3 separate regions of the Mus musculus genome follow, and all the other regions are linked to region 2. A link is a loop called in an ENCODE intact Hi-C map of the cell type or tissue named here. Cell type or tissue: heart. All regions are shown on one strand.

The links. Peaks named below come from ENCODE experiments on the same cell type or tissue, not always from the same donor. Only the 100,000 strongest peaks of a DNase experiment are listed, where the experiment ranks them.
Region 1: a loop joins it to region 2, with 2.7 times the contacts of the local background. A loop is called at or near these places in 4 of 42 quality-filtered maps.
Region 3: a loop joins it to region 2, with 2.1 times the contacts of the local background. A loop is called at or near these places in 4 of 42 quality-filtered maps.

The regions. Positions count from the first base shown.
Region 1 is chr10:75,126,852-75,134,851 of GRCm38, reverse strand. It overlaps Bcr (BCR activator of RhoGEF and GTPase), which reads right to left. Exons shown (of 23, transcript NM_001081412.2): 3 at 3,727-3,831; 4 at 3,168-3,353. Among named protein-coding and RNA genes, the nearest start is that of Bcr, 70 kb to the right of the region's middle. In heart, no CTCF peak of the experiment used is centred here; DNase peaks (open chromatin) are centred at 3,001 and 5,311.
Region 2 is chr10:75,056,341-75,064,340 of GRCm38, reverse strand. It overlaps Bcr (BCR activator of RhoGEF and GTPase), which reads right to left and starts at 3,445. Exons shown (of 23, transcript NM_001081412.2): 1 at 2,031-3,445. The coding sequence starts at 3,315. In heart, a CTCF peak has its summit at 4,799; DNase peaks (open chromatin) are centred at 640, 2,050, 3,770, 4,760 and 1 weaker place; H3K4me3 peaks cover 4,424 bases; H3K27ac peaks cover 2,568 bases; H3K27me3 peaks cover 1,799 bases.
Region 3 is chr10:75,250,832-75,258,831 of GRCm38, reverse strand. It overlaps Specc1l (sperm antigen with calponin homology and coiled-coil domains 1-like), which reads right to left. Exons shown (of 16, transcript NM_153406.3): 6 at 891-964. Among named protein-coding and RNA genes, the nearest start is that of Specc1l, 43 kb to the right of the region's middle. In heart, CTCF peaks have their summits at 3,551 (motif pointing left) and 7,594 (motif pointing right); a DNase peak (open chromatin) is centred at 441; H3K27ac peaks cover 1,041 bases.

The sequences.
Region 1 (8,000 bases), 71 kb before region 2:
GACGGCCTCTCTGGGAGGAGTCTGGAGCATTTCAGCTGAGGACCACTTTTGTGACTTTTCTTTCCTCTTGCCTAAGGGCTTACTTCTTCCAGGCATGAGAAATACTAAAAAATTAATTCTTACGTTTTTGGCAACCCAACGCTGGAACCGAATGATAACAGTAAAAACGGAGATTGCCAGTATGTCATTAGTATGCCGTGGGATGGACACGGATCCCTACGGTAGTCATTCTGTACCAAAAGGACGGGAGGAAATATCTGTCCAAGTCAAAGTAACCTGTCCCCTTCAGAAATCGTCAGTTCTAGGAACTGACACAGATAGAAGGAGCCTAGAGACATCATAGCCAAATACACGCAACACTGGACAGGCCTGGATTTTGAATCAGACAGGGATTGGGGGAGAGAATTTCAACTACAAACAAAACCTCATACACTGAGAATGAACTACAGGAAATGGGCACAGTTGCAATAACTCAAGAGTCCAGGGCTCTAGAACAGGTGCCAACAATGGAATAGGTACAGAGAACTCCTTGGGTCCTAGGACTCCCGAGGGGATTCTGGGCTAGCCTTGCTGTCGTCGGAAAGGGTGGAGAGTAAGGCTGTCTGTCCTGGGAAGTCCTCAGCACTCAGCTCAGGTTAAAAACACATGAGATAAGCCGGGCGTGGTGGTGCATGCCTTTAATCCTAGCACTCGGGAGGCAGAGGCAGGCGGATTTCTGAGTTCGAGGACAGCCTGGTCTACAAAGTGAGTTCGAGGACAGCCAGGGCTACACAGAGAAACCCTGTCTCGAAAAACCAACCAACCAGCCAACCAACCAACCAACTAATCAAACACATGAGATGCTCAGCAGACGGAATGGGGATTAACTCCCCTGCAGCATCTCATACATGCAGACAGCTGAAGAGCAACACAGAAACCATTATGTTCCAGCATCCCTGAGTTTTAGAAGACTGGGAAAGAAAAGTCCCTGAGTGGTTTCCAAATACTATTTTAGGGAGAGTGCTGGGTGTGCCGCCCCTCCCCCAAATCAGCACTACTCTTTGCTTTTCTGAAGGCTTCTGGTTGAGTCTGCTCTGCAAGGTTTAAACTTATTGACACATGGCAAGAAGAGAAAGGGAGAAGAGACCAGAGAGATAAGGAGAGCCAAGAGGACAGCCACACCCTGGACTGGGGCCAGTGGCCTCCTGCTACATAATCCTTTACTCAAGATTGAAACATTCCATTCTGCACAGAGTTCCTGGAGTAGGAAGGTAAACAACTCAAAACAGATTCAGGAAGTCCCTGAAACTGACCAGATTCACTAGGCCCCCTTCTGCCAAAGTAAACAATAAAAGCTGAGTTTCTTCTCTCAGACAAGCCAAGCTGCAAAGACTGTTTTTGAGACCAGACACAGAGCAGCTGCCTGGAAAAAAATCAGAAAACAGACAAGCTGCCTGGAAGAGGTTTAGAGCAACTGAGGTACCCTAAAAGGACACTCTGGGAACACTGGACAGTGTGTTCCAGGTTCTTAGCTTTTGTGAGCTCTTACCTGTGCTGGGCTGGCTTTGGTGATGCAGCTGTCATTGAGTCATTTCTGCTCCTCAACCAGACTCTTGTTAGTCACCCCTATAAAACTCCCTGGTTCACCAAGATGGACTTTGGTGATATCTATACTTTGGTTTGTTGTGGGATCTCTATCTGGAACAAGTGAGGCAAATAGGGTGAGTAGGGCGTGTGTGTGCATGTGTGTGTGTCTCCCCAGGAAAAATTTTGTCACACGATATCTGGATGTATGGTACTCAATAAGGTATGTAGCTATGGGTCATCTTCAGGAACCCTGCACTTACAGGGACTCCGCCTTTGGATCACTATCAAGCCTGAAGAACTTATTTTCTGTATGAGGAGAAGGTTACAAGCAAAGTGTGTGAGTGTGAGTGTGAGTGTGAGTGTGTGTGTGTGTGTGTGTGTGTGTGTGTGTATAAGAAGCACCAACAATCTAGGAATTAGGATCAGCCATCTTCAGAAACAGACCAGGGCCAGCATTAACTTCCTGTGGCTTTTCTAGGAGGGGTAACCTCTCTGCTGGGCAGTTCTGCCAGGAACCCCCTCTTTTCCTCTTCCTACCCTGTACTAACATCTCCCTGGGTACCTGGCAGATTTTTGATCAGTTCTAATCTACTGAGGACTTACAGAAATTCTAACCTGCTGTCTAACTCCTCTTGTCTTTTGGATTAACGGCCCCTTATGCTAGGCAGATGTACCCCTTTATGGCATATATAAACAAAGGACTCATTTAACCTTCCTGGTACAATCAATCTCTTTGAAAACAGTACCTGCCTTACAGGGCCGCCCCAGTGCAGGTAAGATGGTGTATGCCCCCTGGGCACACCATCTGCCCCTTCAGATCACAGTGGGACCCAGCTCTGTAGGAAGCAGCTTTGCTCACAGCATGTGGCTGTCACCTGATCCAAGCTTCTCTGTGGAGGTTCCTAGCTTCACACACTCCCTCTCTTTCTTCTCTTATTTACCAAGTTGGCCTAGGTTGGTCCCCTAAACTCCTGGGCTCAAACACTCATTGCTTCAGCTTCCCAAACAGCTGAACTGACATTTATATACCTCGCACCCAGACTCCAGCTTTGAATCACCTCGAGGCCTAATCCAATGTGATCACTATGAAAATAGCTGTTGTGCTGTATTGTTGAGGGGACAATACCAAAGAAACGCATATATGCAGCACATGCATAATTCTTTTTCGACACTTGGATAGTTCAATGTGCAGATGGGAAACCTGCAGATACAGAGGCTGACCTGTAACTAAGTCCCAGTGTGCTGTCTGTCATGTGTAGTCACCTCTCCACTAAGAGCCCAAGTCTGGCTGAGCTGGGCAGCAAAAACATTTTGGTCCCAAAGGCAACTTGATCTGTGTGGACACTGGGAACGCCAAGCAACACTGTAGGGAGCCAAGATCAGGACAACACACTTACTGGACTCCAGCTGGGCTGGCCACGTGTCCCTCCACCTCACCCTCCCAGAGGCCTGCCCTTTGGCACCAAAGGTACTCAGACACACCCCAGGCTCTCCCGATTGTCTCCTGAGTTATCTCCCTGTGACACATGTCCAAGGGACAAACCTAGTCCTTTGCCAGCTACGGCCACAGCCGCAAGCGCCAGCCTTTCCAAGCCACTCACCAGCTTCTGGAAGAGGTCCCCTACACGCTGCTGGTGGCTCCACTGCTGCACTCGGGGGAACAGCCCATCGTAGAACTCCTTGTGGATCTCGTAGAGCTCAGGCACTTTGAAGAAAATGGTCTCAATCTGCTGGCTGGTCAGCACAGGCTGAGAGGTGGTGGCAGCGGCTTTCAGAGGCTTCATGGGCTGGAGGATGGCACAGGTGAAATGGCTTCATTCATTCATTCACCTACCTACCTACCTTCATCTATCTATCTATCTATCTATCTATCTATCTATCTATCTATCTATCTACCTACCTACCTACCTACCTACCTACCTACCTACCTTGGTGTTGCAATCAGGTGCAGGTAGGAGCGTGGGCACGCTAAGAAAGACTAGTACTTTCCCACTAAACTACATGTCATCTCTATCATTTTCAAATTCCAATTGGAAAAAAAAGATTAAAAAAAGAGAGGGAAATCTTGACAATCGAGGTCCTCGGTTAGTATCTCCCAGCCCCTAGAGGAGTTCAGATCTAGACTGAGGTATGAGGTGAATTCCAGCGGGGTACGCTCACCAGCAGCAGGGCCTCCAGATGGCTCAGGTACGTCTCCTCGCTGGCCAGGATTCCGGACAAAACCCACTTTCTCATCTCCAGGCCCTTTTCCAGATCCAGCTCACTCTGCAGGGCAGAAGCAGAGACATCAGCTCCCTCTGAGGACAAACCCCCCAGAGACAGCCTACCAGGAAGGAAGAGGGAGGTACTAATAGCCCTGGCACCCATTCAGCCAAGCACCTGTAGTCGCTAGATACTAAAGTCTAGAGGGCCATCCAGTCAAGGGCCTCCCTTGGCCCCCACAAACTAGGAAATGGGAAGTTTCATGCTGAGCAGGCTACAGGGCCTCCTCCCCTTCTTGCCTTGTGCCTGGGACCAAGGAGTCTTGATCCACACATGGAAGGAAAAGGAGGCTCTGATCCAAAGTAGGCGTAGCACATGGGAAGCCCAAAGGTAGCTCCAAGAAGGGTGAGCTGGGGTCTATCAGAGCCTACTGCCCGGCCATCCAGATTCCTGCTATCAGCAAAAGTCTGCTGCTCCTTGCCTGATGTGTGCCTCAGCAGGATTCCCTGACTGTCCCTACCCCCTGGACCTTGGACCAACCAGGCCCCTAGGTAACACCACCTCCTCCCTCGGCATGCTGCCCTTCCTGTGACTGTGACCACTGCAGCTGTGTGTCATAGGCTCCTGCTTGTTGGGACAGGGGTAGGGTGGCCCCCAGGCTCAGGACTTTTGCCTGATTCTGCTTTCTTTTACTGGTAGGAGGGACCCTCTTACAAGTAGATTCTGGACAAAGTACCTAAGTCCATCAATTTCCCAGATAAAAACAATGGAGCTCTGCTGTTGACATGGTTGGGGGGCACAGCCTGCATAACCTGGGAGACCATGAGCCGATACCAGATTATGATGGCACTGTGGATTGCACCATGTCATGTCATGTCCTCCCCCCCCCCCCCCCCCCCCCCCCCCCCCGTTCCTACGTCCTAAGGCCCAATAGCCTGAGGATGTGACTGAATTAAGAGAAGCTGAAATGAAGACAGGGGGCGGATTCTAAGCCAGCATTCCATAAGGGCTGGACTATGTGTCTGTCACACAGAGAAGACGTTTGATCCAAGAGTAGTTATGTATAGCTATTCATTCATAGGTTCGGGAGAGAGGACTCAGAAGAAAACACCCCTGTAACAACTAGACCTCAGGGCTGGAGAGATGGCTCAGCGGTTAAGAGTACTGACTCCTCTTCCAGAGGTCCTGAGTTCAATTCCCAGCAACTGCACGGTGGCTCACAACCATCTGTCATGGGATCCAATGCCCTCTCTTTTGGTGTGTCTGAAGACAGCCACAGGGTACTCCCATATATTAAAAGATAAATATTTTTAAAAACAAAACAAACAAAACAACCCAACAACTAGACGTCAGCCTTGCAGCCCCAGCTCTGAGACAGTCCATTTTTGCTGTTTAACTGGAGCAGCTTGCGGTGCTCTGTTATGGCACGCCTAGCAGTCCAATAGTGGTGGTGGTGCCAAAGGCAACAGAAAGCGCTGCCTGATTTCCTGGCCACTCCCTGCTTCTCTCCCCAGCCACGAGTGATGTCAGAGGTTGGCCATGCCCATGGAACCAACCATTGTGTGGCACCCGGCCAATATGCCCCACCTACAGGCAGAGGCAGATGCCAGTTAGGGGAGGAGCCTGCATCCACGGAGGGTTTTGTGATGTTTAAAGGTCCCGCCCACTCCTGTTCTAGTTTCCTAGCCCAAGAGCCAACTCTAAACAGCCCTATTACTCCACCTCCTGATTAAAACAGGAGTGTTGACCTCTCTGCCCCTCTCCATGACTCATTTTCCTAAATCATTAGATGAAAAATGTGAGCAATGCTGACATTTGCAGCTGAGAGGTTCTCTCCTGAGAGCTAGTAGGCAATCCTATGCTCTACCACATCCAAATCCCCGGCCTCTACTTCCCACATAGGATGCCCACAAATGTCTCTGCATAGTACCTAGGGCTTGTAGAACCCCTAGTGACACTGACTGGGTTCAAGGAAGGACCTGACTGAGGATAGCTCAGGCCTCGGGGACGCTCTGCAGTTGGACATTAGGACCCCACTATGGACCTTGTGTCTTAATAACTCTGCTGGTCCTTTCAGCTCCCTAATCTGAAAGAGGGAAATATTTCATGGTATAGACTGCAGGTTCATCAAGAAGAGCCCAGAGTCAGGATTCAGGGTCAGAGTTGCAGAACCAGGGTTGTCCAGGGAGCCTCTGGCCACAGGACTTTATCACCTTGACATAAACTGTCTGTTGTCCTGCCTGGATCCCTAGGGCTTGTACCCCATTGCCACTGGTACATGATACATGGCGTGTGTGTGTGTGTGCCCATGCCTAAGCTGTGACAATGCAAATGTGTGTAGGTGGCAGCCACCACTCCAGGGAAATAACCCACCCAGATGGGTCCGTGCAGGTAACACCAGACAGTGCCTTCCACAGATAGGAGCCTCCAGGGCATAGCTGTGCCTGAACTTGAAACTTCCCGTGCTTGGAACACACAGTGCTCAATTAAGACTCATCATCAAATCTCAAAGACCTGGCTAGGTCTTAGTTTGGGGACTCATCTTTATGAAAGAAACCCCAAGGGTTCCTTCAGTGTCTCAGTGATTTAGCTGGGAAGCAAGCAGATCCCAGAAATCCAGGACTGTCAGCTGAGCTCCCTAAAGGCAGGGAGATGGGAAAATCCTATTGTGCCACTCAAGTTTGATAGGATACTGCCCCTGGTGCCCAGATATTCAAGATCTGATGGAGTGGTGTTCACTTCTTGGCCCAGTGTGATGACAGGTGATCAGAGAAGCAGCCTCCGTTTCTCTCTGCACACGCCTCCCACTGTGACTATATGATGCACCTATCCCACGCAAGGGAAGGGGTTAGGGAGATGGCAGGCCTTTGACAGTGGCAGCCGCCCCCAACATGTAGTCCTCCTTCTTTTCTAAGAACAATCTTGCTACCGTGAGCTCCAGGGAGATAGTGGGGCGCTGGGAGGTCAGCCGAACCGGCGGTGTCCCTGCCCAGCCTAAGATGCTGCTGCCTGCATAGATGGGAGCGTCTGGTGGAAGCGTGGTACCTCATTCCACCCACACAGTTTGGAAAGCTAGGAGGAAACACTGTGCAAGCAGAGGATACCCAATCCAGTTTCCCTTATTCCGAGGGTAAGGCCACCTGGCCCTGGGATGGTGCTGGGCTTGATGGAGACAAGACATGAGGAGTCTTCTTAGAGAATCTTGGGGATCAGAACAGTGCTGAAGGCATCCCACAAGCAGCAAGAGAGAAGAGAGCAGAGGACAGAGCGGGCACTGGCTGTTTACAACCCAAGCTGCACGCTCAGCCTTTTGTAATCAGGGCCCTACAGGCAGGGAGGTTCCTCCTAGGACAAAGCTGCAGGTAAAGGGCAGCTGAAAGCTGACTAAGAGGTAGCAAGAAGCCCTTATGCCTAACTTATGTCTGAGTTCAGAGACAGGAAACTAATGATGGATAGAAACAAACTGGACTCATGGTAACAAAGCAACAAATGTCACCAATGCCGAACCTTAAGTTAAGAGACAGGCAACTAAGAATAGTAGAAACAAACTAGACTCATGGTAACAAAGTAACAAATGTTACCAAGTCCACAGGTGAGCTGAGGCTGGTCCATTAGTAGGTCTTTAAAGACTCTTCCCAGGGGAGTTCACTGACCAATGAGGGTGCAGCGTTCAAAGTCAGCACAGCTGTTGATCAGGGGCTCTCTTCTAGTTTGAATAGTATCAGGGCTCTCTAAGTTATAGGCTAGATACTGTCCCAGAGCCCAGATTGCAATGGCTTGTAAGCCCAATTTGCACAGGGCCCAACATTCACAGGTAAACCAGTCCTCCAGAAGGGGTGATCCCAGCACACAGAACTGGCTCTATTCGTAGACACTGTCTCAACAAAGCCACCTGAGGTCTTCTTGCTGCTGCCACGGTAAGGGGTGCCAGGTCTCTGCCCCACCCCAATTCAACACCTAACTCCTTGGGGTGGATGCTCACAGAGAACCCCTGAAATCCCGAAGCTCCACCTAGCTTGTGTGTTGCCATGGAATCCCCAGGGAAGTTCTCTTAATGCTCAACAGCCCAAAAGGTACCAGGTTGGCAGCAGGGAGCAAACCAGGGTTTGGGAGGCAGAAGAATCTTAGGCAGCAGTGAAGGGTGTTTCTGGCCTCAAATCCACCACATTCCCTAAGGAACCTAAGAAGAGACATCAGAAAGCCAAGGGTGTGTCAGTCACCAGAGCCAAGAT
Region 2 (8,000 bases):
CAGCACTTGGGAGGCAGAGGCAGGTGGATTTCTGAGCTCGAGGCCAGCCCGGTCTACAGAGTGAGTTCTGGGACAGCCAGGGCTACACAGAGAAACCCTGTCTCGAAAAACCAAAAAAGAAAAAAATATAATAAAAGAAATGACCTTGCACGCCATTGGTTGGGAAGCTAACCTGTCTCCCTCTCAGGGCCCACCTCCTTCTCATCCTGCTTTTACCTACTCAGACTTGCACTACGTTTGATTATGTGGCTGGCAGCATGGTCATTTCTACGGTAGGTATAGGAAAGGCTAGGCCCCACTTTCTGGAAACTTAGAACTCCCTACCGGCAAGAGAATATCAGACTGGTCTCCGTGGAAGCCTCTCCGTGCTCTTTATGAGAAATGCCCCCAATCACTAGAGCACCAAAAGCCAGCTCAGATGAGTTCACCTCAAAAACAGCTGGCTGGATGTGGCTGGTGCCCAGTAATCACTGGGCAGTCCTCCAGACCTGAGAGGAGCTGGCTGCTGTGCCTCCAGAGCAAATGTCTGACTCTCACAGCTCCTCATCCCTTCCTCCGAGACAAGGAACGCAGCTGGCCCAGGGTAGAGGCAGGTAGGTCCAGCTACACACAGCATCAACCCAGATGGAAGGAAGATCAGCAGCGGGAGGCTGCTGAACAGGACAGGGTGCTGGGCACAGAAAGGCAGCTTAATAGCGCCAAAAATAGCCTCGCTTTTTATCAAGAGGATTCTGACAAATGAAGCACGTGCAACTCCATCAGCAAGAGGGGGGGAAAAATCAGTGAAGCAAAAGACCAGATCAGCTCAAATCAACAGAGGCAAAGACGCCAAGAGATTCCTGACAGCTGTACACCCCCAAGTCCTATGCCTGCCGGCACCCCTCCCACCTCACTCCGATTGAAAATTCAGCCTGGACCTTGAACCCATAACCTCTTCCCATTACCCCACACACCCAACGGTGGCTGTGTGCAGCCGAGAAGTTATGGTTTATCTTAGCGCTAGAGTCAGACCATAGATTAGGAGACTCAAACAAGAACCTGTTGAATAAACTGGTCAGTGGTGGCACACTTTAATCCCAGCACTTGGGAGGCAGAGGCAGGTGGATTTCTGTGTTAGAGGCCAGCCTGGTCTACAAAGTGAGTTCCAGGACAGCCAGGGCTACACACACACACACACAAAAACCCGTCTTGGAAAAAAATAAAAAATAGAAAAAGAACCTGTTGAAAGCTCACCCTTGAGAAAATGAAGTGGGGCAAGAGCACGCTGGAAGACCAGAAAAGAAGGTGGGGTCTGGAGACCTAACTCAGAGGTGTAAGAATGCCTTGAACTGGCACAGCACTGGGTTTGAAAAAGAACGACAGACAAAATTCAGTGGCAGTTGATGGAGGAGTCTACAGGTGAGTAATGATGGGTAAGACCTGTCCAAGCCAAATCAGTCAGGATGGTGTGGGATTACCTCACGTAAGATCTTCAACCTCTTGCTTTTCAGTAGCCCACTGAGTCACAACTTCTGCTTCCTTTCCTCACCTGCTCACTGGCTGACAAGTGAATCTGACACATCTAAGCCCTCAGGCAGCTTGCACATCTTGGGTTCCCCCAACGTGTCATATTACCACTCCAAGACCAGAACAACCAGGTGGCGGGTTGTGGAGAGCCTGCACAGATCACCTTCTCCCCCTCACACACCCCCCCCCCGCGCCCCACTCAAGGAGTTAATCCAGGTGGCAGAGATGACCGACTTTGTGGTCCAGCTTGGAGAGGGCACGTGGCCATCTCTTTCCCAATACTTCCGCAAAACCCACCTTGCTCTAGATCTAGACCCAAGAGAGCACACCACCAGCCATTCCCTTCTATTCCCCCACCCCCATCCATTCCCCTTCAGGAAGAAGGGGGTGGAGTCAGTTCAGGCGCAGGGCCAAAGAGGCACAAAAGCACTTGAAAATCACTCCAAAAAGTACCCATTTTCTCCCATGCCAATCTACTTCAAGAGTCCAGAACAGGTCCAAGTATGCCCACACAAGGCACTCACCTGCTTCCCCTTGAAAGGTGCTGTCCCCATCACTGGGCCAGATCTGCCCAGTCTTGCGGACACCCACGATGGTAGCCTCAGACACCACAACCTGGCACTGCCGGTGCCGCTTCTGGCACTGTGGCGTCGGGGGGCTGCTGCTGTCAAAGGACTGCTGCGAATTCTGCGAGGGTGAGCGGCTCTTGTCCCGGAACATGCGGTAGGTGGTGGGGCTTGGTGACACGCGGCTGGACTGGCCAGAGGAAAAGTCCTCCTCGCTGGAGGTGAGGTTCTCGTTGGAGCTGCAGTCCGGCGTGTAGCCACCTCCGCTGTCCTCGAAACTCCGAGGCGAGTAGGACCTGCGAGGCCAGGTTAGGCGTTTCTCCTGCTCTGAAGTGCTCTGGCTTCGCAGGAGAGGGCTCTTGCCCTCCCCTTCCACCATCATGCCTCCGACATAGATGCTCTGGTAGGGTTGGTACTCCAGGGGCGGCCAAGGGGGCCTGTTGCCGCCGTTGGCATTTATTAGGTTGTCCTTCAGGAAGCGGGGATTCAACTCTGCATCCTCATAGTCACCGTCAAGGCCGCAACTGCTTTCCGAGGAGCGCCCACGGTAATGGGGTCTGGGTGCTTCCCCCAGGCCCTGCCCGGCGCTCTGCTGGGACTTCTTGCGCTCCATTTGCATGGCCTGGCTGCCCAGGGAACTGATTCGGTCGGACACCTCTTTGTCGTTGACCTTCACCAGGCCGCGCTCGTGGTGGAACTCGACGTTCACGTAGAAGGGCTTCTCGGCGTCGGCAGAGCCGGGCTGGGCAGGTCCCTTGCGGATCTTCTCGAAGTTGGATCTGAGCGCCGCCACGCTGGTGGGGGGCCCTCGGTCGTCCCGGTCCGCCGATGCAGCAGCCGCTGGCCTGCGGGCGGACGCTGACCGCCCCTTACTCGGTGACCCCTCTCCGTCCGGCCGCGCCTCGGACTCCTCGACGGGCGCCGGGTCTGCGCCGTCGGCGGGCGCGGGCGGCGGGCGCGGGGCGGACGCTCGGGGCTCGGCGGCGCCGTCGGGGGGCTGCGCTGCACGGCGGAAGCCCCAGCGCTGCCGATCGTAGCTCTTCTTCTCCTTGGCCAGCAGCGTCTGCAGGTAGATCATGCGGAAGCGCTCCTGGTTCACCTCCTGCTCCAAGCGCCTAATGGAGGCCTTGCAGCGCTCCAGCTCCTGCTCGATGTCACCCACCGAGCGCAGCTCCATGCGCGGCGGCTCCGAGTCCGGGAACTGCGCCCTCCACGCCTCGGCGAAGCCCACCGAGTCCACCATGGCGCGGCCGGCTCACCTGCGCCGCCGAGCTGCGCGCCCGGAGTCCGGCTCAGCGGCGGCGCGGCGTTCTCACCGGGCCCGGGCTGGGGAGCCCGGTGGCTCCCATGGCCCCGCGGATGCGGCGGCGAACAATGCCCGCCCCCGGGGGCCGCAGGTGAGGTGGGAGGCTCGGCGGCGGCGGCTGGGGGTGGGGGGCGCGCGCGGGCGGGGGGAAGGGCGCGGGGTTGCGCACGCCGCTATTGTGTGCGGGGCTCCGCAGCGCGCGCGGCGGCGGCGGGAGCCGTCCTCCGCAGAGCAGGCCCACCGCCGGCCCACGGCCGCAGCCCCGCGGGCTCCTCGCCTCCGGTTCCCGCGCCGCCCCGCCCCGCTCCGCAGCTTTCCGGGCAGGCGCTCCGCTCGACACGGCCAGCTCTCGCCGCACTCCCGCCCCGGCCCGCACTCAGCGCTGCAGGAAGGGGAGGACCGGGGGGCGGTGGCCGCGGAGCGGCTGACGGGGCTGGGCGCGCCTCTTAAAGGGGCCGCGCCGCGGGAAGAGCGTTGGGTCCTTAAATCGGACCCGGGACGGCTGCTAACCGGTCTGATCCCCTTCTGTACACAGAGGCGCCCCAGACCGGGTGATTCGAAGCGATCCTTTCACCACGGAGACTCTCATGCCTGTTTCCTCTTTTCTGCATCCACCAACCTCGGTGCTGACCGCACCAATGAACACCCAGCAGGGCCCAAACTATTGAGAAATCAACCGGGGCAGGTCAACGGTGCAAGCCAACAGCCCGGGTGCTAGCCAGTGAACCTCTGGTGCTGGAGGTGGGTGATGAAGCTTCACAATGGCCACTCAGTTGTCACCGGACTCCTTACACTGAATGATAACTTAGGAATGTCTCCCCATCTGTTCGGTCAACGTATCTCCCTTCCTGAGTAATGACTTTTGACCTCTGGAGGCCAATGTAGTATTTTCGGGGTCTTTTTCTTTCTGTGAAAGGATCGCACACCTCCTTCTCAGCAACAGAGCTGGTGGAAGACAGGAAATCTTTAATGGCTCCCAACGAAGCTTAGGGATCTGAGGCACTTAGCAGAGATGCTCTCTGCAGGAACTCTCCAGAATACAAAATGAAACCCAGGCCAGCCTGCTGGGTGAGGTGAAAGGCAATAGGATTTGGCAGCTGAAGAACAGCTTCAATTTTGACCACTTCTCCCATCTCCGTGCCTCAGTTTCCCCGAGCTCTGAGATAAAACCAGAACACCTGCTTCCACAACTGTTATTTCCTTGGTTATAAACTGTTATCATGCTTTTCTAGAGAATTAGAGCCCAGCGCCAGCAGCCAGATCAGCAGGGCCTCCCTGACTTAGGCCGGGATTCTCTTTCCGGCCCTGGAACTCGCTTCCATCCAGCCTGTTGTCTGCACCTAGTAGGGTTCAGTTTGTGTTAACGTTGGTAGGGCTGGCGAGTCTTTGGAGCCCCGCTCAGGAACTCTGTGAGCGCTGTGCAGCTCGCTGCTGCCCTCTGTAGACATTTTTAATCTCTTGTTCCTTCCTTCCCCGCCTACCTCTTGCCCAGCAGGCAGTAAACAACGCAATTGCAGAGAAGAAATAGTTTTGCTGGTGACTTGACTTCTGAGCTTTGAAACAAAAACAAAGAGAGAGAGAGAGAGAGAGAGAGAGAGAGAGAGAGAGAGAGAGAGAGAGAGAGAGAGAGAGAGAGAGAGAGAGAGAGAGAGAGCAGGCATCCCAGAAGCACAACAGTGAAGTACTTCCTTGGTAGAATGAGCAAGTTAAAAAGCCTGATCCTCGCTGGGGGCGTGGCTCAATGGTAGAGGTCTTATTTGGTAAGACATGGATTAATCCCTAACAGTACATAAAAAGGAGAAAGACACAGACAGATAACACACACACGGGGAGGGGGGGGTGGCGGAGGGGACTGGGGCAGAGAGACACAGAGACAGGAGAGAGACAGAAGAGAGATGGAGACAGAGCACAGAGACAAACAGGGACAGTGACACACAGATACAGGGAGGAAAGAGACAGAGGAGAGAGAGAGGGAGGGGAGAGAGAACGGAGAGAAAAAAAAGCCAAAGCCGTGACCTCACAGGGTCACAATCAATACTAGCTGCCGCCCATAATGATCTGATGGGCTCATTCAATAAGTGAGCCAGGCAGGCGAGACGAGAAGAGCTCAGGCCTCTGGAACCCTATTTCCTGGCCATCTGAAAAAAGGAGACTCTTCCAAAGACTACATTCTTCTTCTTCTCCCCCCCCCCCCCTGTTGACTGGGTCCTTAAGTTCCCAGTAGGCTTGGTAGGGCCCATATAACCATTAATGTGTGGAACAGCAATTAGTACTTTGGTGGGAGAGGGTGCTGCCATTCATCCATATGATAATTTGTGCAGAGTTTTTGGTGTGTGAGGTGCTGGGAGTTGGAACCCCGGGACCTGTTAACACGCTCAGCATCCGCTTTGCCACTGAACCACACTCCTCCCTCTCCCTCTCCTGTAAATATTTTCCATGTACTCAACCGTTCATTTATTTTGAGATGAGGGCCCATACTTCTGGACTCAAGTGATCCACTTCTGGCTGCGGCCTCCTGAGCAGCTGGGACTATGTTTATGCGCCCGCATGCTAGCTTTTAATATTTTATAAATAAATAAATTTGCTTTTAAAACTCAGAAGCTGTCCGTTGGGTTTTGCAGGCTCTGTTCTCTTGACATAGCAAAGTGCTCGTTGAGTACAAGGGCACAGCCAGATAGTGGTCCCCCCCCCCCCCCCCCGTCAGACAGCCAAGGAAAGCCTTTCATCCTCAGGACCACCCTGGCTAACACTAAGCTTCTGGTTCTTTTCTGCACAGAGCCTCTCTCCTCTCCCTTCCTCTCCTTTCCTATAGCGCGTTCTCATCATCTGTCCTTCACTAGCAGGACAGGGTAAGGAGAGGCGTAAGGATCATCCATACTACAGTCTATCTCATCCTTCCAGAGTTTGTTTCTGCTAGGTCTTAACTTTGCAAGCTTTCAGATTATTTGTCAGCAAGTAGTGGACAAATTGGGATATATGTATGGCCCAGAAGAAGCACAGCCAGCAGAGATGTGTGTGTGTGTAAGAGAGAGAGAGAGAGAGAGAGAGAGAGAGAGAGAGAGAGCGAGCACAAAAGACAAACAGACTGAAAGAGAAGGCAGGCAGAGCTGGGTCAGCAGAGAATAAGGCAAAAGTTGGGGAAGGGCTAGCCTGGACAAGGTGACAGTGGGCTAGGGCCACAGCTAGGGCAGTGGGCTAGGGCTATAGCAGATGAGATAGAGAACAAGAAAGAGGCTTCAGAAAGTAGCTATTTGAGGAACAGCTAAATTAGGAGATGAGGTCGGTGTGGGGAGCAGGAGGTAAGATCATAGGTAGGCTTCTATATCCCTAAGAGACTTAGGCTTCATTTTAAAGGCAAGTCAAGTCACCAAATGGGCCTTATGCATGGTCCAGAACTTCCCGCCACAGTCAACGTTTTAAAATCTGTGTACCTTCTCCATGTGGATCCCAGGCACTAAAACGTTGGCTTCAATGGATCAAAGAGCAGAATGTCGAATTGAACTTCAATGGATTTGTACTGAAGTGCTCCCGGCAGCTGCTAGGTCAGCGGTCCACACAGTAAGCAGAAAGAGACCTGCCTGATATGTTTGGGTGGGAGAGTTAGATGACATAGCAGTAAGAACCGGTCTGTGGCAGCTGTCTATGGAGAGAGAAGCTGCTGACTTAGACTAGGTTGGAAGTAAGGTGACTGGGAGAGCGTGATAGTTTGCAAGTCCATTTTAGGAGTGGAGCCCATAGGACTTGTAAGATGGGTTGGGTGTGGGAAATTAGGGAGAACGATCAGTCATGGGGGTCTGACTGCAAGGAGAGGCAGAGAATCCTATGTGAGATTTCAGGTACCCAGTGCTCATCTTTGGTTCCAAACAAGTATGCATCACCATGCTTGGTTTATTTGGTGCTGGGAATTAAACCTAGGCAGGCAGACAGACTGAGTCCAATAGTAGAGGGCTTACTAGCATATGCAAGGCCCTAGGGAGGTGGCTCTCAACCCGTGGGTAACTATGAAAATACATCCTGCATATCCGATGTTTTGCATTATGAGATTGATAACAGCGGCAAAATTACAGGTACGAAGTAGCAGTGAAAATAATTTTATCACCAGAACATGAGGAACTGTATTCAAGGCATTAGGAAAGACAGGAACCACTGCCCTAAAGTGAACGTCCGGTACAGTGAAGAAAAAAAATAAAACTTTATTTCTCCTACTCTACCCAATCATCCTCCCTATCTCCACCCCTGCGGGAGGCCGGAGAGGACTCTCTCTCTTTTAAGCGGGATGTGGCTGTGTTACCCATCTGTTATCTGTCATGTGATCCGTTGTCTTCAGGGGAGATAGAAGCAACAACAGCACCAATTCTCTCTGCTCTGTTTGCTCACGCTGTGCTGAACAGTGCATGGCTGGTGGACTTCCCACAAGCTTACAAATCCCTCGTCTATAGTAGGCAGCAGGGATCTCGGTAGGGTAGCCTTGCCAAGTAGGCAGTGGGCCTTCTTTGGAGCTGCTGGCCTGGGTTCCCAATGACTGAGCAGGACTCTCATTAGAAGCAGCTCCACCCACCTTTTGCAGGATCAATTATTCATGAAGCTTCTGAAGCCAGGCCTGTCTGTGTAATCTGTTGTCT
Region 3 (8,000 bases), 190 kb before region 2:
CTATTTTTAAAACAAAGCAACTCTTTATCAGTGAACTTGTTCTTAATGAGAGAAGATTTGCCATCTGATCCTCCTACTGAGGCATTAAGTATTCAGAGTGCTCAATAAATATTAATGAGGAAAAATTTTAGGCTACTCTTCCTCATGCAAGTTTCAAAGCAAGTGTTATGAAAATAAATATCATCAAAAATTTAGAGCTTTACCTCTGGAACTCTCAAGAAGGTATATAAATGGTATGTGAACCACACAGTAAAAAACTATAAATATCCTGACATCAAAAACGAGCAGGAAAAAAAAAACTAAAGTAAAGGAAAAGGAAGAGGAAGCCAGAAGAAAAACTGAACTTAGTGTAGGCAGACACAGTCATACAAAGAGGCATAAGGAACTGAGCACTCTGCCGCTTCCCACAGACAGAAGGATACGGGTGTGGCTGGGCGGAGACCTCTCCCCAGGGGCTTCACTTCCCCCAGAGCCACAGCTGGGCCTTGCCTGAGCCCTCTCATTCTCAAAGCAATTTTCTGGTACCCGCAGCTCCAACAACTGGGTCAGGACTCAGGGTCCATGATTAGCACTGTCCCTGCACATCTTAGCAGCATGGATGCTGGCAGCCAACCCAACTCAGAGAACACAGAAACCCCACATACAAACAGCCTGCTCTGTGATTTTAAAATCAAAAGTTAATAAACTTTATTTTTAAAACACATCTTTCCATAAATAACTACCAGTACATTCTCCTACTTTAAAAGCAGTGCCAGTCCCAATTTAAAATAATGGCACTTGCTTTCAGTCCAGTGTGGCTGATATCCTACCCTATCTACAGTCTAAAGTAACAGTACAAATGTCAGAATACCATGTTTTCTAGTGAGACAGCACATGAAGATTCATCCTACCCGAAGTCTCCTGTGAAGTGTCTTGATTTCTCTTTCCATGTCATGCTTTTGGTCTTGGAGTTTCTTAACTGTATCTGAAAAGACCACAAAGATTAAATATTTCTTTTTAAACCTAAAGTTCTTAATGATCTTAAATGTTCAAAAGAAATGACATAAAAAGAGGTGATAAAAATATGATCATCTAAATCGTTTCCCTATGCAGAAACTTGTTTACTTTCATCACAAAACTTAAAAGCATGAAAAGAATATTCAATCCAAGACTACAGTTTCTGCATCATTTCCTAAGTAAACTGGAAGCAATTGTTGGAAACATACATATTATTGGCACAACGCCAACCAAAACAGCATTGACTGCTATTAAATTGTCAACTTTTAATCACAGAAGTTATCACTCTAAACCGTGCAAGCATAACTCCCCTTTCACACTGGAATAAATTCCAGAAACATGAAATCAGTAAAATTATTTTTAACATTGATTGTAATATCCAGAGAGCTGCCAATTAATCTATGGAATAGTAGCACTAAATACAATAGGAAATTACATTCTCTGCTTGTAAGAAGTTCTGAGAAATGCCTCAGGAACATATCACGTTGTAACTGCTCTGCTGGACATCGGTCACACTCATTACTCTCACAGCTCAGGAATAAATCACTTCTCAGTTCTGCACCAGGAAAGGCAGTTATGTATGGAAATAATCCTGTACTAAGATTTTGCCTATTGATGCTATAGTTCTCTCCATTCTCAAACATAGTCTTTCTCTTCTCCCACAAATACATAAAATGAAAATCACTCTCAAATTCAGGACCTCATATGCTACACATAGGTTTTCAACCACTGAACATATCCTGGGTCATGATACATATTTTTTAACCCTTTTGTTTGTTTTTGAGACAAGATCTCATTCTGCTCACTATGTAGCTCTAGCTGTCCTGGAACTCACTATGTAGGTCAGCCTGGTCTTGATCTCACAGAGATCCACCCACCTGCCTCCCAATGCTGGGATTAAAAGTGTGGATCACTACATTCGGCTTTTTAAAAGTCAATTTGTGTGTGTGTGTAAAACAGAAAGAGAGGAGAGAAAGAGAGAGGGAGAGAGATTACTTGATTGTACACTTAAGTGAGCACAGGTAAAGAGGTCAGAGGACACCATCAAAGTTGGTTCTTCTCTTCCGCTATGGGTTCCAGGACTAAACTCAGGCTCGCATGACAAACACTTCTCTCATGAGCTCATGATATATTAAAAATGATACAAAGTAACTTCAGTTATAAGATATTAGTACAAACTATTATTAGAAGCAATAATATTTTCGAATGTTGGATAAAATGAGATAAAACAAGATAGATGTCTAATTCTAGCAGCCAGCAGTTAATGTCTCCACTGGACACAGTGCCAAAAGCAAGTTGAGCGAGGGAAGCAGAGTGACTTCTCTCCAACTTCGGAGGCTGCCCTGTGAGAAGCCTCCCTTAAGCTGGACAGACCACCCAGTCCGAAAGGCAAGTCCACACAATGAGAGGACGAGTCTATGGCCCTGTTCTCTGCTAACACAAACAGGGGAACCCTGAAGTCAGTGGGTCTGGCTCCTTGTCAGCTCAGGCATGGCTGGGTTCAGACATTCAAATACAAAGAATGAGGACAAAAACTGAGAACACTAGAAATTCCACTTTTTCTTTACATTCAGTCTACTCATGTATAAGAGTTTTTGTTATTTTGTTTTGATACAACATGCATTTAGCCCTTGGTGGCCTGCAACTTGCTACACAGTCTAGGTTGGCCTTAAAGTCACAACAATTCACCTGCCCAGGTTCAATTCTCAATACCCACACGGCACCTAACAACTGTCTACAACTCTAGCCCCAGGGTATCTGAGAAACATACACACACAGGTAAAACACTCATTCACTCATATTCTCATTCATATATATACATACTTGTAAAGGAAGACATAATTCCTCAGACTGCCAATTGTGTTAGGACTTGCTGTTAGGCCATGGCATCTTAGTCTTTGTAGCACTTTTGTTTGTTTTTTGTTTTGTTTGTTTGTTTTTCGAGACAGGGTTCCTCTGCATCACCCTGGCTGTCCTGGAACTCACTCTGTAGACCAGGCCTGCCTCAAACTCAGAAATCCACCTGCCTCTGCCTCCCAAGTGCCGGGATTTGTGGCACATTTAACTGCACTGGCCATCTTAGACTGGTTATAAAATTCTAATTTCTTCAGCTCTCTTTGTTCTTCTGGTCTCTTCTCCATCAACCTCCACATTCATGTCCACAGAAGGCACACAACCTCTCCTCTTAACAAGAACATGTGTTGCTACTGGTGTGCACACGAATTAGTGCCTGTCATTACTCCTTTTTACATAAAAGGAAAGCTGGCAGACAGGGACATATTTAAACAGCATAAATTGTACTAGGCAGGTCTTTAGGGCCGTGATTTCAACTTTATGATCACGGCCGTACTTTTCCTCTGAGACAGAAAGTTAAGAAATGGCAACACACTTCTCCTGAGATTGGAGGGGTTTCTAAGGTCTTTGGGTTTTTGGTAAAGACTACTGCTACTAGCACAGCCTATGGCCACACAAGGAGGAAGTATCACCTCAACTCAGGAATCTTCAAATGAGCTGCTTTCCTCTCCAGTTTCCCTATGTGAGCGACACTGCCACCTACTGTCTTCAATTCAAATCCTATCACAAACAAGAACTATTATCTCCTTGCTTTTAAATTACAGATTAAACCTCCATTTTTTTTTTTTTTTACAGAACTATTTTTATTCTAGAAATCTGACAAACTGCACTTGCATTATTATTCCATCTAACTTTCCTCTGAATAGTTCTGGAAACTGCCCTTCTTGCTTAGTAATGGGCTTCTTAACTGTCTCTCTTCCAATGACCTATCCCTGACAAACCAAGAGAAAGCCATGCTAGCTCTCATATGCCCACAATCATGCAGACATTACTGGGCAGTTACCATGGGCTCAGGCTCTGGCTATGGTCCTCTTGCAGACTTAATAAACTCACCCAGATCCCTGTAGCCCAAAAGCTCTCTGGGTACTACCATCAGCTGCTTCCATCTGGTCCAGCATTTCCCAGAAAATGAATTAAATATTATTTTCAGAGCAAAGGAAAAGTCAAGAGTAAATAATCTGTCACAAGAGATGGGCAATGTGTACAGAACCTGGGAGAAAATACAAATGGTTTTCAAATGAACTATAGAGTTTTACTTTATTTTTTAATTTTGTCCAAATCTTTATTCTCCCATTCTCCAAAAAATGTGGCTATAACTTTTTTCTTAATTCTAAAAGTAAGACATGTTCACAATAAAACAATGAAGATAGAAGTTGTAAGGAAGTAAGGTTGCCTTGATTTGCATTTGACTTACATCCTTCTAGATTTGTGAGTGTGTACCATTTGGTTTGGGTTTTTGTTTGAACTTGGTCTTGCTGTGTTGCCCAGGCAAGCCTTAAATTCCTGCAGAGGCTCAAGACATCCTTCCTACCTCGGCAACATACTACATGGGACTAGAGATACACTACCACATCTGCCTGGTTTTTTTCTTTATTAAGCACAATGAGATTATATTTGTACTGTTTCATAAGCCTGCAGCAAATAATGGACTCCATTATCAGTAAATCCAGATGTGTAGTAGGATCTAGATGGCCCCAGAGTAATTTATTAAAGTAACATATCAGAATTTGTTTTCAAAATCTCCTTTTAACAGACTTAACATAATTTCCAACTTTAAAATACAGCGAAGTCATTACACAACTGTTCAGATATTATGTGGAGGAAAGTTCCAAAGGTAGAAATGATGAAGGGTCCTTTGCAAGTACCAACCTAAGCTAATTCAGTGTACACTAGAAGGGTATACCTCAAGAACACTGTTAAGTTTCTTGGGTTGTCTGTCTGTTTGTTTGTTTGTTTTGAAAGGTTATCAGTTCACTTATGGTTTAACAGCACAATGAAGTCAGCATTTTAAAGGATCACTGTATCTGGCTGCCATTCTCATGTCATGTTACATTTGAAGCTTTAAGTGGTTCTAAAGTACAGACATGCACTGCAGCTGGCTTATTTCATCTTCTAGCCAGTGTACTGAGCTCTGTCCATTCCATCCTCACTGGCATAATGGCAATGAAAACGGGAACTCACACTGTGTACACAAGCTATGTACTAGATTACAATTATTGAAAGTGTAGATTGTGGGACTAGAGAGATGGGTTAGCAGTTAGTTAAGAGCAGTGGATGCTCTTGCAGAGGATCCAGGTCCTGTTCCCAGAACCAACATGGCAGCTGAGAACCATCCATAACTCAGTTCCAGGGGATTCTGCACCCCTTTACGAACTCTCAGGGCACAAGATACACACAGTGCACTTACACACATACACACACACACACTCACAAACCTCATACACATAAAATAAAATATATCTTTAAAAAATATAACAGACTATTTCCAAGTTTTGTGGTGACAAGCAGTTCTGCGACAAGCCCATATGCACATCTATAATCCTACAATGCTGTTACTAAGGACAGGTTCCTTGAAGTGAACTGCTGACTCTTTTAATAAAATTTTGTATCAACATCCTTAGAAAGATGCAGCAATCATACTCTTCTTAATGGCACATAAGAATATTCTTCCTTCTTCTTGCTTGCTATCAATCTTTTAATTCTTTCACATATGTTTAATGAATACTGGCATTGTTTTCTTTTTATTTCTTTTCCATGCCAAGTATCTGACTTTTTCTGATTTGCCTATTTATATACTTTTAATATGAAAACGTGTGTGTGTGTGTGTGTGTGTGTGTGTGTGTGTGTGTGCCCTTTCTCTTATTCCCTTGAGACAGGGTCGCTCCCAGAACCAAAGCTTGCTACTTCAGTTAGGCTGGCCAGCCAATCTGCTCTCTCAAGCATGCATAGCCATGTCCAGTTTTCTGTTTTCTTTTCTGGGGTTCAAATTCAGGACCTCGTATTTACAGAGTAAGTTCTTACCCACTGAGCCAGCTCCCCAGACTCAACTCGGGGACATCACTCCGCAACTGCAGGTGTCACTGTTCACCCACAGGCTTCTCTGGAACAGCAACTAGTAAAGGCTCTGCAATGCCACATTAACAGGAGGACTGGACCCTAGCCAGTGCTGGGAGGGGTGTCCAATTCACAGCGGGGTCTAACTTACTTTTCCCTCCATGTGGTTCTCTCTCCCAGACCACACGGTAGCCTACCATTCTGGAGACACAATCCACTTCCCTTTCTGACACCAAGGTCATTCAAAGAACCCTGGCATCCAATTCTACTCCTTTATCCACAAGAATCTGAGCTCAGAGGCAAATAAGCAAAGCAGACAGGTACGTGGGGGACCTCAGTCCAGTGGCCAGTCCTGAGCGGGCAGTTCTGGTAACATGATCCCTTCCACGCAGAGCCTGCTGGGAACATCATTCCTCTGAGCCTCACTGTTCTCCTGGACAGCAGGCTTTTCTGTTCTGATTTACTCCCCCCACCTCTGACTATGCTTTCTACACTTCACAAGTTACTCAGAATTACTCATCCACTCGCACTCTCAGCATTAGCACCACTGAGGCTTCACACTTCATCCCTAGTCTTCTTTTACGGAAAGGAAGGGCGTGGGGGTCTGAAGCCGTGTTCTGAACCGAAGTTCTGAGTTTACATGGCACCTTTCTACCTTAAATGCTAAGGCGTTTACACTTGTTCTGCTTTGTAGTTTTTATTTCTCTGCAGTTTCCCACTTGTCCCTTCAATCTGTCTTCTCCTCCACATACTTGAGCTCAGGAGTGGTTGTAAAGTCCTACATACCAATTCCAAGGTCAGGAATTTATCTTGGGGTGACTGAGGAGCGACTACTATTGAAATTATAAGGCCTTTTTGGGAGCTGACTAGGAGGTTCTAAGCTTGTTAAAATATTCCACAGAAGAAATCTTGCTTTCTCAAACAACAAAAATTCATGTATCATTTGCTGGGTTAACTCCAAATGTGAGAATTTTCTAGAAAAAAAAATTAACTGCCATCAAATTCCAGAGAAAAAGTAACTGCAATATAACACTAGAGATCTAACATAAAGTATAAAATTTGTTTAGACACTGGTTATTATTTAAGAGAGAGAGGTATAGTATACACTTATTATCTTATAACTGTAGAAACTAAGAGGCACAAGGGTCATGAGTTTAAAGCTGGTCTAAGATAAATAAAAACCCAAATAGATGAATATCTAAGGCTAGGAGAAAGCTTGCTTAGCATGAGGTCCTGGATCAGTCTGAAGGACTATAAAAAAGGAGTTACTAAAACCTGGGAGTAAACAGTGCTATAAAGAAACATTTTGATGACAGCTAGAGAAATCTAATTATGAACTATTAGTTGATACTAGAAAACTAAGAATAATTTTGCTAGAAGTGCTCAGTAAAATCTTCTTTTAGGAATCACATTTAAATATTTAAGAATTAAACATCATAGGGTTAGTATTAAGTAGTTCAACATATACATACAAAGACAATAGCACTAGGTAATAATTATTCTTCTAATACTAATGTACATTTGAACTTTTCATCTTAAAAAATTGTAAAAGAAGCTATATAAATTTTTTTAATTACTCTTGGTTTTTTGTCATTTTCTAGTTAAAATCCATATGTGAAAAATGAATGACTTGTGATGTTCTGTCCCCAAGATCTTCATCATTTAACATCTTCCTAGCTAATGCTCCAGTTACCACAAGATGTCACTCCTGCCCATGAGCAAAACCACAAGGACTAACTGCATGGGAAACAGGGCAGTACCAGTGTACCCAACGGACAGTACAAGGAGCTTCCAAAGTCACTCTGGAATTGTCTGGAAAACTTAAACACTTCTTACAGGCAAGAAGAAAAATTACCCCGCCCCTCTTTGAAGCTTTATAAAGTACTACTGGTTGGGGGAAGAGGTGTTCTCATCAGTAGGATAACTACAGGTGACTCAACTATATGCCTATAAATAGCCCAAATTAAAAAAAAAAAAATCCACCCACATTCCTGTAAGTAACCCTAGCAGAACTCACAAGTGCACACACTAGCTGAGAAGAGGAAGGGAGAAGCAGGAGGTAGACAACAGGGTAATGTGATCATGGTCAAAATATA